Regions from separate parts of the Homo sapiens genome. Here region 2 is linked to region 1. The links are chromatin loops, found by intact Hi-C in ENCODE. Cell type or tissue: prostate gland. All regions are shown on one strand. Each heading gives the region's core, and the rest is flanking DNA. Links, peaks and the distances in the headings are about the cores only.

Region 1 (6,425 bases), core at 532-5,531:
ATTCCCTGGAGCTAAGCAAAATCATACTCATCATTCCTGGCTGATCTCGAGTCCCTCCCTCTTTGGGAAACCTTTCCTGAGTACTTCCCACCTCTTCCAGGTTCCTAATGGTCTGATAACACCCTCGAGTGTTTGTCTCGTCTGGCTCCTGCCTCCCCCAGCATCCTGCCTTGGAGACTGTCCCAGGGCTGTTGGCTGTCCTGTTGATTCATTTAGTCAGTGCGCCCCCTCCCATATCTTGCAGGGACCACTTTGTTCAATCCAGCCCACCCCACAGTCACTGAGCATGGGCCCCATGGTCATGTCCGTGTTGAGCTCTGGGAAAGCCAAGGTTGACTGAGACACAGGCTAGGAGCCCTTGAAGGCAGGAACTCTTTCAATCCTCAAATTTGGCCCAGCTGCCCCTGTTATAAAATGAGGCAACAGAGGTCCAGAGGAAGGCAGTCATGGAGTCAAGGTCACACAGAAGTGGGCAATGGAGCCAAAACTGGAACCCAGTGCTACTGCCTTCCTGCAGCAAAGGCATGCTAGGGTCTCACTCCACACAAAGTGCTATTCTGCATGCTCTGTGTATTAATGCTTTTATACTGCACATAGTATCCTAGGTAGGTACTGTATTTTCCTCATTTTACAGGCAAGGAAACTGACGCATAGAGAAGTTAGGTAACTGACTCAAGACCTTAAACTTCAAAGGTGTGGTCAGGCCTCCTGGCTCCTGGCCAGCTTTCTTTCCTCTGCCTTGCCCAGGAAGATTGTGGAGAGTGGGTCATGGTGCAGGCAGACATGGGGAGAGGAAAGGGTCTGGGGACCTGGCCTCAGTGGAGGGCAGGAAGGGGAGGATGGCCCTGAGTTGCTTGCATCCCTGTCTGGCTCAGCACACACGCCCACTGTGTGGAACCAGTAGGAGTTACTCCTCTGTGGCTCCTCCTGCCTTCTCTGGAGATTGCAATCACACAGTAGCTCACTCAATAAAGGCCCTAAGAAGTCCTGAAACAGCTTTGCTTTTCCCAGTGTCTGCCAGACCTATGTGACAGTGGAGGCCCTTTCTTGTCACCTCAGAATGCTTCTTAATATCACATGCCACTCCTCTTGAGAAAGTCCCCTCTGCAACACAGCTGGACAGAGTGAGGAGTGAGTGACTGAGACAAGAAGTTGTGTAGTGGCAGCCCCAACAATGTGGATTTTCCTAGATGCCAAGGGAGGAGGAACTTCCAGGGTGGGGAGCAGGTCAGGCAAATTGAAAGCCTCACAGTTGCTGTGGAGGATGAGGTCTTGGACAGCCCTCGGATTTGGTGAGGAGGAGTCTGGGATACAAATCACACACATGTGCCCAAGTTAGTTGCTGGTGGGGTGCAAATCATTGTGGTAGCTTTGATGGGATGAGGGGCTGGTTTATCCATTAAAATTCAAAATGCACATACCTTATGATGTGGCAGTTCCACTTTTCTCTATTTAGCTAAGAGAAACACTTATGCATGGGCTCATGGAGGCCTGTTTAAGGGTGTGTACTGCAGCCTTGCTGGTATAAGTGTCAGAAATGGAAACAACCTTAGTGACCACGAGTAGGAGAATGGCTAGAGACTTTATGGTAAGAGTATACTTCAGCAGCTAGAAAGAATGGGACGATGTTTATGCAAGAGCCTATTGGATTAACAAAGCAAGGGGCAGAGTGATACATACAGCATAATACTTCTTAAGTGAAAAAATGTACAATTCTGTAATCTTGTGCACATATACATGTACATATGTATACATACACACAAGCACATACTTGCGCTCACACACAGACACTATAACACTGGTAGTTAAGAGAGAAAGCTCTAAAATCCAGAATTTCTTTGACTTGTAGCTCTGCCACTTGCTAGATTTGTAACTTTGAGCAGGCAACTGAATGTAACTGTACCTCAGTTTGCTCATCTGTAAAATATGGATAATTATATTTCAACCTCAAGGAATTATTGAGCATATTAAATGATTAACTGAGTTAACATGAGCAAAATACTAGTGAAAGTGCCTGGCCCATGGTAAGGGTGAAACAGTTGTTACTGTGACCATATTTCATCTGTTTTAATATACACACATTTTTTCACATCTTAAACCAGCAATTGACAGCTCTTAATGTTGGGTCATTGTTTAGTCGGCAACTATTTTTCCTTCCTGGTAGCACATAAAATAGTGGCACAACTTACAATGGAAGGCATCTTAGGTTCAATGAAGTAGAATATTGTTTCTAGGTAAAATCTACTAGGGCTCCATACTTGGGATAGAAGCACAAGTCAGTTCTGAGACACACACATCCAGCTTATACCAGTGGTTTCTTTTGGAAAGAATGTTGGAAGGGGTGGTGTCAGGAGGCCTGCAGCCTTATCAGGACTGTCTTAGTGTTTTACAAGCAGCATGTACTCGTGTTTACATGTGGTTTCACTTAGCGTTGCTTGGTTTCAGCCAGCAGACACTAACACTGGTTAACTTAAGCAAAAAGGAATTTATTGGCAGGATGTCGGGAGCTCACAGAAGTGACAGGAGCCCAGAGAAGCAGGCTTGGGGAAGGCGGGAGCCCAGGCCTCTGCCAAGGGCCTGGATTAGGAGCCACAGCCACCACCTTGTAGTGGGAAACATCTGGTCCGCATGCTGCCAAGGCTGAGACAAACGCCCTCCAACCTTGTCCTCTGTCTCCGGGTCTAGTGGCTTCTGTCATTCTTTCTGGTTGTCTGTCATCGGATGACCCCTTCTTTCTAGGCTTGATAAATCCCCTACCTTAAAAGTGTTGGGGTTGGGGAGTGGCAGAGTCAGCCTCCCACCATGGACTGGGCTGCAAATCTGCATAGTTCCCATGCCCTTTGAGTCCATGCAAAGGCATGTGCCCAGGTTGGTGACTGGAGGAAGCAATGGCATGGAACAGGGCAAGACACATCTATGCTGGTGGTAGGAGGCTGGGGCAACAATCATAGCAGCCGTGTCCACTTCCAGGGGCAGTGCTGTTCAGAATAGCAGTGTCTGTGCCTGGCATCTGGAGCAAGCTGTGGCAGCCTGGGCAGCGATGTTCACGTGGGGCTGGCTTCCTAAGGACACTTTGGCTGGGATCCTGACTATGGCCCGGACTGCCTTGATGCTGCCTGTTTCTGAGCCTGGTTCCCAGCCTTCCCTGTGAATCTGTGAGCTACCTCACCTCCTTTGGAACACATTCTCCTTTCTGCTTCAATCCTGACCAAGTTGGATTCTGTTGCTGGTAACCAAGAAGCCTGTCCGACACCCTGCATCCCTCCCTCCAGATGCAAACTCTCAGAAAAGAGGTTGGGGCACGTGCCTGCTCCCTGGGGAGGACCAGGAGACGTGGGGAGCTGGATTTGGCCTTTTGGCTTTTGTAATGGGAGGCAGGAGCCTAGAATCCTCCTCTACCAAGAACACACACAATGGGAAAGAGGCAAATTCTGAAAGGAAATCAGGCTGTTGTTAGTGAGGGGTTGTGGAGGTGGGACTTGCAAAACATGACAAATGTAGACTATCCTTGTTTAACTATTATTTAAAACAAATAGAATGTATGCTCTGCTTGGAGGAAACAGATTCATTCATTCATTCATTCAACAAACTGACTGCCAGCTACATATATATACATAAACAGTCAGGCACTGGGGGTGTAATGATGACAGCCTTCTAGGGGCCCGAGTCTGGTGCTGGTACCAGGTCAGTGGACAGACAGGGACAGGCAGTGGGCCCAGTGTTGCAAACCCAGATAGTCCTGTGTCAAGACCCCTCAGTCCCAGGCAAACTAGGGAGTTAACACTTTGGATCCTAACAAGTTGATCCTGAAAAGACAGGAAATTGGCGTGGCAGGCCTGTGGGTAGCGGGGCAGAACATCAGGGCTGGAGATTTCAGGTAGACTTAGAAAGGGGATGAGGGGATGGCCTGAGGCCAGCAGTGGTGGCAGGGATGCAGCCTCTGGCAGAAGAAGGCCTTGGAGCCCAGCCTTGGCAACTGGAAAGGGGGCGAGGAGAGGAAGGAGAGCCCCAGGAGGGGAGGAGGAGATGAGCAAAGGCCAGGAGGCTCTAAACGGAGGGGCCACCGATCTTGGCGTAGGGATCGCCTTCGACCATGTGTCATGGAGGATCCAAAGAACAGCTGCTTCATCTAACAGTGATGAAGGTCCAAGGACAGTGTGGGGGCTCCATGAAGCCATGGGGGCCCGGGCTGCTTCCTGCTCTTCCGCCGTCTTTGGTTATCTCACAGCTCAAGATGAAGATGGCAGATCCCCCTGCAGCCTCACGCTCATGTCTGGAGGTCAGACACAGGGCAGGGGAAAGAGCAGCGGCTAAAGGAGAAGGGCAAAGCTTTCCAGTCATGCCCTCCAGAAACTCATGCTTCTGGTTGGCCAGGTCTGTCACAGGGTCTCCCCTGGTTGACAGGGAGGTGGGACATGCAGCACTTCTGCTGATTTGAACAAATTCAAGGGTTCCATTTGTAAGAAAGAAAAGGGGAGCAGCTATTGTGGAGCTAGCTAGCTGAGTCTACCCCAGGAGGGTCTCCTGGGACTCTACAAAACACCCAGTGTCCTCACTGCCCACCACAGGACCCAAGCCCCCGCAGCAGGGCCCCGTGGCCATCCTGCCAGTCTCAGCTTAATCCTCACCCCAGGGTACAACTGGCTGCCCCAGGCCCCTCCTCTGTTCTCCTCCCAAGAAAGCCAGATGGCAGGCGGAGTGGCTCTGTCTCCTGGCAGGGTCCTGGGGACTCGCCCCTCTCTGCCTGAACGGCTGTGCCCCCTCCCCACGCGCTTCCTGCGGCCTGGAGCCCAGCCTCTCTCCAAGTGGGACTCGCCCTTCCTCCTCCAGCACAACGCCCGGAGTGAGCCTGCCCATCTGGTTCTATTTCACTCCATGTTACTCATCAGGATGTGTTTGCCAGGAGTTATTTGATGTTCAGGAAGAATTCTGAAGCTTTTGAAAAGAAGTAAATAAAATCTTTTCTCTCCCAGAGAGTCGTGAAATTGCCTTTTGCTGAGGAGACGGCAGGCGCCCATGTGGGGTCCAGCAGTCCCTGCCTGGCCTGGCCCAGGGAGCTGGTATTCTGGGGTTTGCCCTTGTGCCTGTGGCTCCCCCATATTCCTGGGCTCAGGTGGACCTCCCCAAGAGACCATTCTAAGACTTTCCTGATCCTCTTGTGATGCTCAAATTTGGGTACAGAAGAAGGCAGCCGTCAGGGACGCTCAGCCTGTCTTTTGCTCTCTGGCCAAGAAAGCTTTTAGGAAGAGCTCCTCCCTACTCACTGCCATGTCTGGGCCATACGGCCTGTACTGATGAGAACGTGTGAGCTGCAAAGGCAACAGAGCTGGAGCTGGGACCCACAATCTTGCATTCTCTGCTGCAGAGGCAGCCTGCAAGGGTAGGGACAGAGTGCCTGGCCCTGAGAAGACCTGATCTGCTGCAGCCGGGTGATCACAGGCAAGGGGCTTCACCTCCCCACCTTCTCCTCCCTTCTCCTCCTTTCTGAGTAAACGGCAGAGCCCACTGGATGTTAGGACATCCAGAAAAGAGAGGGACACCAGTGCCACCTCTCCAGGTCCCAGTCCATCCCAGCATCACCCTCCCCTTGGACCCACACTGCCTCCTACCTTTCCCCTCCATGCCTTGTTGTGGCAAGGCTGGAATTTTCCAGATAAGTTTTAGTAAACAACCAAACAGATGTTCACTGGCAAGTGCTCAGGTTCTTTTGGCCCCTGGGGACCGCCCTGCCCCTGACCTAGCTGGTTTGGGCACGGGGTTACACTTAAAGCATCCGGCTGAAAGGATGAACCAGTGCATGGAGGATCACTCCTGGGGCAGAGGAGGTCATGTCCTCACCCTTTCTTTCCTAATTGTGTCCATGCTTTCTTCAAGTCCCCACAGTGAGTGGCCAGTTGGTGGGTGTGGATCCACCCTCCGTCACTCTCCATTTGTCCTCCCTGCTGATGCGTGGCACCTCCAGAGGGTTGATCCTCTCCAGCCATCACATGGCAAACCCTGCAATTCACACAGCTCCCCTCCTAGAGCATCCTCATGACAGTTTACAACCCAGACTATTAAACATTGATCACTCAAAATTTAACATCCCATCTTCCCTTTGATATCCTCAACTGCTCTCTGCATAAGACAACAAGCCAGCTTTCTGCAGCTCAGCATGAGGGAAGACTTCAAAGCTGCCTTCCCACTCCCCCACTCCCAGCAGCTCTGGCATTCCACAAGCAAGACTGCCAAGTGGATGGGGACCACCACCAGCCTCACCTTCAGAACTCAGACCAATGAGGGATATCCCTGGATTCTGGTCTTGGATTAAGAATCTGGGATGATTTGAGCACAATCAGGACTCAAGGGCACCTTGGCTCTCTCTAGAAGCAGCTGTGGCTATTGGGAAATTATTTAGCTTGGGAGTCTAGTGGGGCGGCATTTGA
Region 2 (6,425 bases), core at 902-5,901, 380 kb before region 1:
GGCGGAGATGACCCTCCCCTGTCCCATCCAAGCAATGACTGCAGCCAGAGGCACAGAAGCCAGGGTGTGTGCAGGCCCAGGTGGCCCAGGCAGCAGGCAGGATTCTCTACCTGAGGCCCTAGAGGTGGGTGGCCCTCCTGCAGTCACACTGACATCTCCATTCATAATTCTGAATAGTAACAAGAACAATAGGCGTGTCCTTCATTATGTACTACGTCAGGCAGCATATTTGGTATTTTATGTGAATTATCTTTATAACAATATAGCCGAAGGTAGAATGAATGAGTGGCACCATCTACAGATGGGAAAACTAAGGCTGAAAATAACTAAGGAACTTGCCCAAGATCAGAAGATGGCAAAGCTGAGATCCAAACCCAGATCTATCAGACTTCAAAGCCCAGTAACTATACACAAAACCAAGCTATCTCCACACTATTCTGGGGCTGGGGAACAGGGAAGCTGAGTGGCAGACTGCGCGGGTTCCGGCTGCCCAGAGGGAGGCCCTTGGGTTCATTCATTCTCCAGGCGCTGCCCTGGGTCAGCTCTGCACCGCCTGTGCTCAGCCTGGGAGGGACACAGGACACAAGGTGTGTCCTCAGGAGGATCCTGGCCTGGGGGTCCCAAGCATGCCAGCATGCATACTGCACTGTGGACACATGGCTCACCTCTCTGTGCCCATTTCCTCAGCCCCAGAAGGAAGGGGCTGATCAAGATGTCACTCATTTCTCCCTGTACCCCAAACCTCTGAGGATGGCTGGGGTGCTGAGCTTTCCGGGAGCCCACTCGCTGCACCAGGCCCCTTTGCATACATCATCCCATCGAATTCTCACTCCAGCCCAGCAAAGTGGGCACCACAGCTCAGACTTCACAGAAGAGGAACCTGAGGCCCAGAGAGGTTACACAACTCGCCCAAGGTCACACAGCTGGGCAGTGAGGTTGCTGGGACCGGAACTTGGCTTTAGCTCATTTCAAAGGTTCCAGCCTAATCACGCAGCTATACTGGCAGTGTCCGCCGGGCTAGAGCCAGGCATGGGAGAGGGAATTTCTGCTTGGCCCAGGCCATATTGTGGTGTGACTACAGCGCTCAGACCCTGGACTCCATGGCCTTGATGAAGTGGGGACGGGGTGAGATGATTCCTAAGGCATCTTCTAGCTTTAACACTCTTGCAGGAGGCTGGGGAAGAAAGGATTAAACAAAAAGAGTAAGATGACATCACTGATTTCCAGAAGCCTAAAATCCAGGTGAAGGCAGACAAACAGTACCAACCTACCTGCTGGGAGTGCCTACCAGAGGGCTAGACTGCAGAGGCCAGGCTGGGGATCACCCCACAGGCTTCCTGGAGGAGGAGAGGTGGAGCCAGGTGCCAAGGGCCAAGGGGGCATGGCCTCCAGCAGGGGCAGTGTGGCTGGGCAGATGGTTAAGAGAGTGGGCAGGGAAAGCCCGTCTTATTTTGGAAATAAAACCACATGCTCAGTGCCCCTTTGACCAGTCAGCCTGGCGGGTGGCACGGGGTCCTTCTTAAGGGAGAAGGTATTGAAATGAAGCAGGACTCTCACCATTCATCTGCTTTTTAATTAACTCACTCTGCTGCCTTAAGTGATTCCCTGCTCACGCTCATTCTTTTGAAAATTCCAAAGTGCTACTTCTGACCTGTGATTTACTATTGCTGTACGTCTCTATAAGCAGTGTTTTAGCTTAAGTGGCAGTTGCATATTAATTACAAAGTTAATTATGTGCTGTGTAATCATGCTGTAATTCATTAGTTTATACTCTGAGAGCCTCATGCTAATAGCAAGATCTGACAGGATTTCGGGAATCAACAAGAAAGACCCGCTGGAAATCCCAAATGGGGCTAAAAAACACTGGAGGCCCCACCAAGCCCCTTCCTGCCCAGGGCTTCTAGCAGGCACACAGCCTGGGACACGCCAGTCTGTGGGGGCCGGTGAAAAACCCCGGTGGGTCATGTTTTTCTCCTGTGGAAGTGCAAGGACAGGAAGAGAATTTGTTTAAAATTACTTACGGAACAGAGAGTCACTTCGAGGTAAAAAATTAACTGCTTAGATCACCCAAAGTGACCCTGAGAGCACAGACCATGGGACAGACCAGGGGAGGGCTTGGACAGGATCCAGGGCCAGGCAGTTGTTCAGATGGGAAGACCCAGGCCCAAAGGGCGTGGGTGGTGGGTGTGTGTCTGGTATTTGGACCCAAGTCTCTTCACACCCTTTCCCTCCTCTACAGTGCCCTCAAAAACATCCAGGGACCTGAAAGTGAACACTGGCCACATTTCTCTCTTCCTTCTTTCCTGTTTGGTTTTGTCTCCTAACAGTAACTCTTGGGGTCATCGGGCCTGGCTGGGACTCCTCGCTACTCCTTAGACAGCCTCGAAACCTCCTGAACCAGGTGAGAGTTCCAGCCTCCCTGTACAGGGAGCAGATGATGGACAGGAATGGACACAGACACTCCAGATGCTGCCCAAACCTTGACTGCTCCAGGGTTATTCCAGGGGGATTCTTTTCTAAAACCATCTCTTCCAAGGTCCAGTGTTGTCAGCAACTGAAGATTCATCCACAATCCTCCAATGGCATTTAAAAGTCAAAGTGAGTAAAGACAGGCCTGCTCCAAAAACCCTCCCTTCACTCTCAACTCTGCAAATCTGTGGATCAAATTTCAAGCCACTGTTGAGGGAGGAGAAGATACAAAGGCTGTGACCTACCCCGGACATAGCGATCTGGTGGCTGAGACCCTCTGCTTTCCAAATATAAACCTGCTTGTTTTATTTCTGCTGACAGCTGAACAAGGAAAAAAAAAAAGATGTAGAAGTCCTTTCCCTTCTGGCTCCAGTCAACAATTGGAGAGAAGGACTTGGAGCCCCAGCTGGCATGGGAGGAGGATAAATAAGAAAAAACAAAACATGTCCTTGTGCTACAGTGGAATGTTTTAAAAAGAGGTGAAAAGCACAAGGTCAGGGGCAGATTGCATTTTCTATCGTTTCAGCAGGCTCAGGGAGAAGGCAGGATGCTGCCGACTCAACAATTTTGGGGCGAATCCGTTTTGGAGGGAACTCATTTCGGGGGGAGGGGGGCGTCTTAACAGCTAAAGTGCTGTGGTTTCCTTTCCTGGGAACACACCGGTTTCCCTGGCAACAGAGAAGTCCAGCCTCCAAAGTTCTGATGGGAGACCAAGGCTTGGCCTGGGATGCTCCCGACAATTATCCACAGCCAAGGCTTCACCGTCCTGCTCGCCTGGGCAGTGAGGTGGGTAGGAGAGGTGCAAAAATGTTGGCTCTGCAAAAATATGGGCTCTGGTCCCCGTCTCTCCTGCCTGCACTTGTGCAAGCAGCTACTCATCCCTAGATTCATCACTTTGCAGGGCTTTATGGCTGAGCAGGTAAAAATCCAGGAACTGCTTGGAAGCAAGCCTTCATCTGACAGCAGCTGAGGACCCTGAGGAGGCAGTAAAGACTCGGGGACGGGCAGCAATGGATCAGCAAAGGCCAGGCTTCATGCAGAGCACACTTTGGCCCTTGTGCGGCTGGCACAGGGGAACTGGATCAGAAGAGCAGGCTGGGATTTCTAAACTCATCTCTCCCTCCATTCACACTCGCTCACACGGCTCCATTGGCATCTCCTAGACATAGAGCCCATCTTCCCAGAGAGAAAGATTGAAAGGTCTGGCCTGGAAAGACACAGTCCATGGATCAGGTGTGGGAAGGCAGAGAGAGGTGAGTGAGGATCAGAGGGAGGAGAGGAGGCAGAGAGGGGGCGGGTGATTGCATTTGCAGGGCACTTATCCGGGCGCCTCTGGGAGCTGTGCTAAGTGCTCCACACACATTATCTCATTTAATTAGTTCTCCAGCTGCCAGGTGGGGCAGGCACAATTATCCCTCAATAGAGGGAATTGAGGGGTTAAGTGACCTGCCCAAGGCCACGCAGTAAGTGCATGGCAGAGCCATGAGTCACACCTGCCAGTCTCCAAGGCCTATTCTCACGCTCACAGCTCACAATGCTGTGTGTGCACATCGGGAGAGGGGTGGAAGGAGAGGCAGGGGCAGGGAGAGCCACTCTGGCCAGCGCTTTCTGTCCCTGATGGTGGAAGGAAGACAGAGGTTCCTGGAATCCTCCCCTCTGCTCACCTCCCCAGAACCTCCCCTTTTCTTCTAAACATTCTGCACACTGTCCTCCCACAGGAAGACAGGCCACGGAGCAGAGCCACCTGGAGGCTCTGAACCAGAGGCCCTGTCCAGTATCCCACCTCAAGGCACCGAGGCAACGCTGGCCGACGTTTCCTGAGGGTCTGATATTGCACCCTTCATCTCCTTTAAACAACCCTATGAAGTAGACAGGAATAGTCCCTTTTATTGAGAAGGCACTGGAGGCTAAGAGAGTGTCATGAGTATGTCCAAGTTCACAGAGCTAATAAGGGGCACAGCTGGGATTCCAGCCCTGGTCTGACCCCAAAACCCAGCCCTTAACTGGTGATGATGATGATGATAGGATAACAGCCGTGCCTTCCTGAACTCACTATGTCCTCTGCCCTGCTTGAAGCACTCTGCAAATATTGATTTGTTTTATTCTTTCAACCATCCCACATAGTACACGATATAATTAGCTCCTTTGCACAGATGGGAAAACTGAGACACAGCATTGAAAGCAACACAGCCAAGGGCATTGCTAGTAACTCACAGTGCCAATGTTTGAACCCAACCAGGCAGACTTCAGAGCTCACGCTCGTAACCCATGTAACACACTCTTTCTCCAACCATGGGGATACCGTCTCCCAGCCTTGCATCCTTCATTCTGGATGGTTCTGGGACCCTGTTAGGGCAGGCAGCAGTTTAGGGGCCCAAGTTTTTCCCTTCATAGAGCTCATCAACCTAGAGAACTGGGGAATATCAAGCAGGACCTGGACTGTGTCTCTGCACACATGGGTGTGTGCGTGTGTGTGTGTGTGTGTGTGTGTGCGCGTGCACGAGCCTCAGGCCTGTGCTGCGTCCCGGGTGTGCATGCAGCTGATTTATAACCCTCCAAGAAAACAGAATTGCAAATCTCACCCACAAATCTTCCTTATCGAGGTACTTGCGACAGGCAGACACGTCGTGAATTCCCAAGAACAGGCAGGCCTCCCCACCAGCCTTGGCTCCCTTGTGCTCCCTGCACCATGGGGCCTGAAAGGGGCCAAGGGTTAGCTCTGACAGGTCCCTCTGGCTGCCAGCAGTCTGGCCAGTCCACTCCTGGGATTGGGTGCCAACCTAGGTTGACTTGGTACTGCTTATCAGAAATGCTGGCTCCTTAGTGACCCAGTCCAGGGAGAGCCTCATCAAGTACAGTTCCAGGACCCTCCTGGCTGACTCACCATACTAACTGCCCTACTCCAGCCCTCACTGCTCAGATGGTGAAGGGCAGGGCCTTGAAACACCTACAGACCCGAGGAGGAGGAAAACAGTGTACATCTAATGGATACGTACCATGCACACACCACGGACAGCACTAAGTGTTCAAGATTTATTTCATTTAATCGCCATGGAGACCCTGGAGACAAGGCCCAGAGAAGTCAAGTGACTGGGCTCGGCCTCGGAAGGCAGGCAGTCTGATTCTAGAGGCTGTGCTCGGAACCACTCCGCTGTGTTTTCTTCAACCCTGGGCCTCTTCAAATCCTCAAGCCTCTTAGGGCTCTCAGGCCCTGTCCCTGGCATACATACGCTTACCCACTTTCCCCCAGAGGGGTTTGGATCCACTGGGGTCACCTTGCTGGTATTTAATCCCATCCCAGTATTCATAGTTGTGGACCCCTGGGAGACATTCCTAGCTCCTGCACACCCAGAACCAATGCTGCTGCACTCTGAGTCCAGCTGACACTCTCCCCCCAAACCCAGCCCATACCTCACCCACAGAGCTCTCTCGAGAAGCAGGCCCTCTCGGGGGTCTGCAGTCACCCAGTCGATACTCCTGGCCCCCACCTTCTCCTGGAGGTGGGCAAGAAGGAGGTGGGTGCATCAGGCAGCAGCTGGAGGCAGCCAGGCAGCCCAGACTTGGCTGTCCTCTAAACTGCTGTGTGACCTAGGCCAGTCCCCTGCCCTTTCTGAGTTTTGTCTTTTTCATCTGAAAAATGAGCTTGGGCGGATTAAATTGCATGAGCAGGACATAGCCCTTGCCCCTCGGGAGAGGTGCGTCCATGCATGCACACACGCATGTGCACATACACACACACAGTTCTGGTAATGTCAGGTGACTGAATTCCCCATCCCAGCCCAAACAGAACCAGGGACCAGCCCATCCTTCCTGTGAGGTGTCTCTTGTCTCTCTCCAGCTTGGCACTGGGTGAGTCCTGGCTCCTCCTCCTCCTCCAGTTCAGACTCCTGCAGCCCCAAACCTGTAATCCCCAGCAGGGAAAATGACAGCCTTGTCCAGCAGCCGCCCTCAGCTGC

What was found. A loop is a pair of places that touch in the nucleus more often than their neighbours do. Peaks named below come from ENCODE experiments on the same cell type or tissue, not always from the same donor. Only the 100,000 strongest peaks of a DNase experiment are listed, where the experiment ranks them.
Region 2: it touches region 1 in a loop (2.2-fold over the local background); 4 of 110 quality-filtered maps call a loop at or near these places.

The regions. Positions count from the first base shown.
Region 1 is chr10:78,801,426-78,807,850 of GRCh38, reverse strand. No RefSeq gene overlaps it. Among named protein-coding and RNA genes, the nearest start is that of ZMIZ1-AS1, 260 kb to the left of the region's middle. RefSeq lists an enhancer at 5,845-6,382. In prostate gland, for the core only: no CTCF peak of the experiment used is centred there; DNase peaks (open chromatin) are centred at 2,460, 3,040 and 4,840; H3K27ac peaks cover 4,616 bases.
Region 2 is chr10:79,181,895-79,188,319 of GRCh38, reverse strand. The region is part of intron 4 of ZMIZ1 (zinc finger MIZ-type containing 1); the gene reads right to left. Among named protein-coding and RNA genes, the nearest start is that of ZMIZ1, 120 kb to the right of the region's middle. RefSeq lists enhancers at 1-262, 263-798, 2,496-3,255, 3,455-4,654, 6,180-6,425. In prostate gland, for the core only: no CTCF peak of the experiment used is centred there; no DNase peak of the experiment used is centred there; H3K27ac peaks cover 2,148 bases.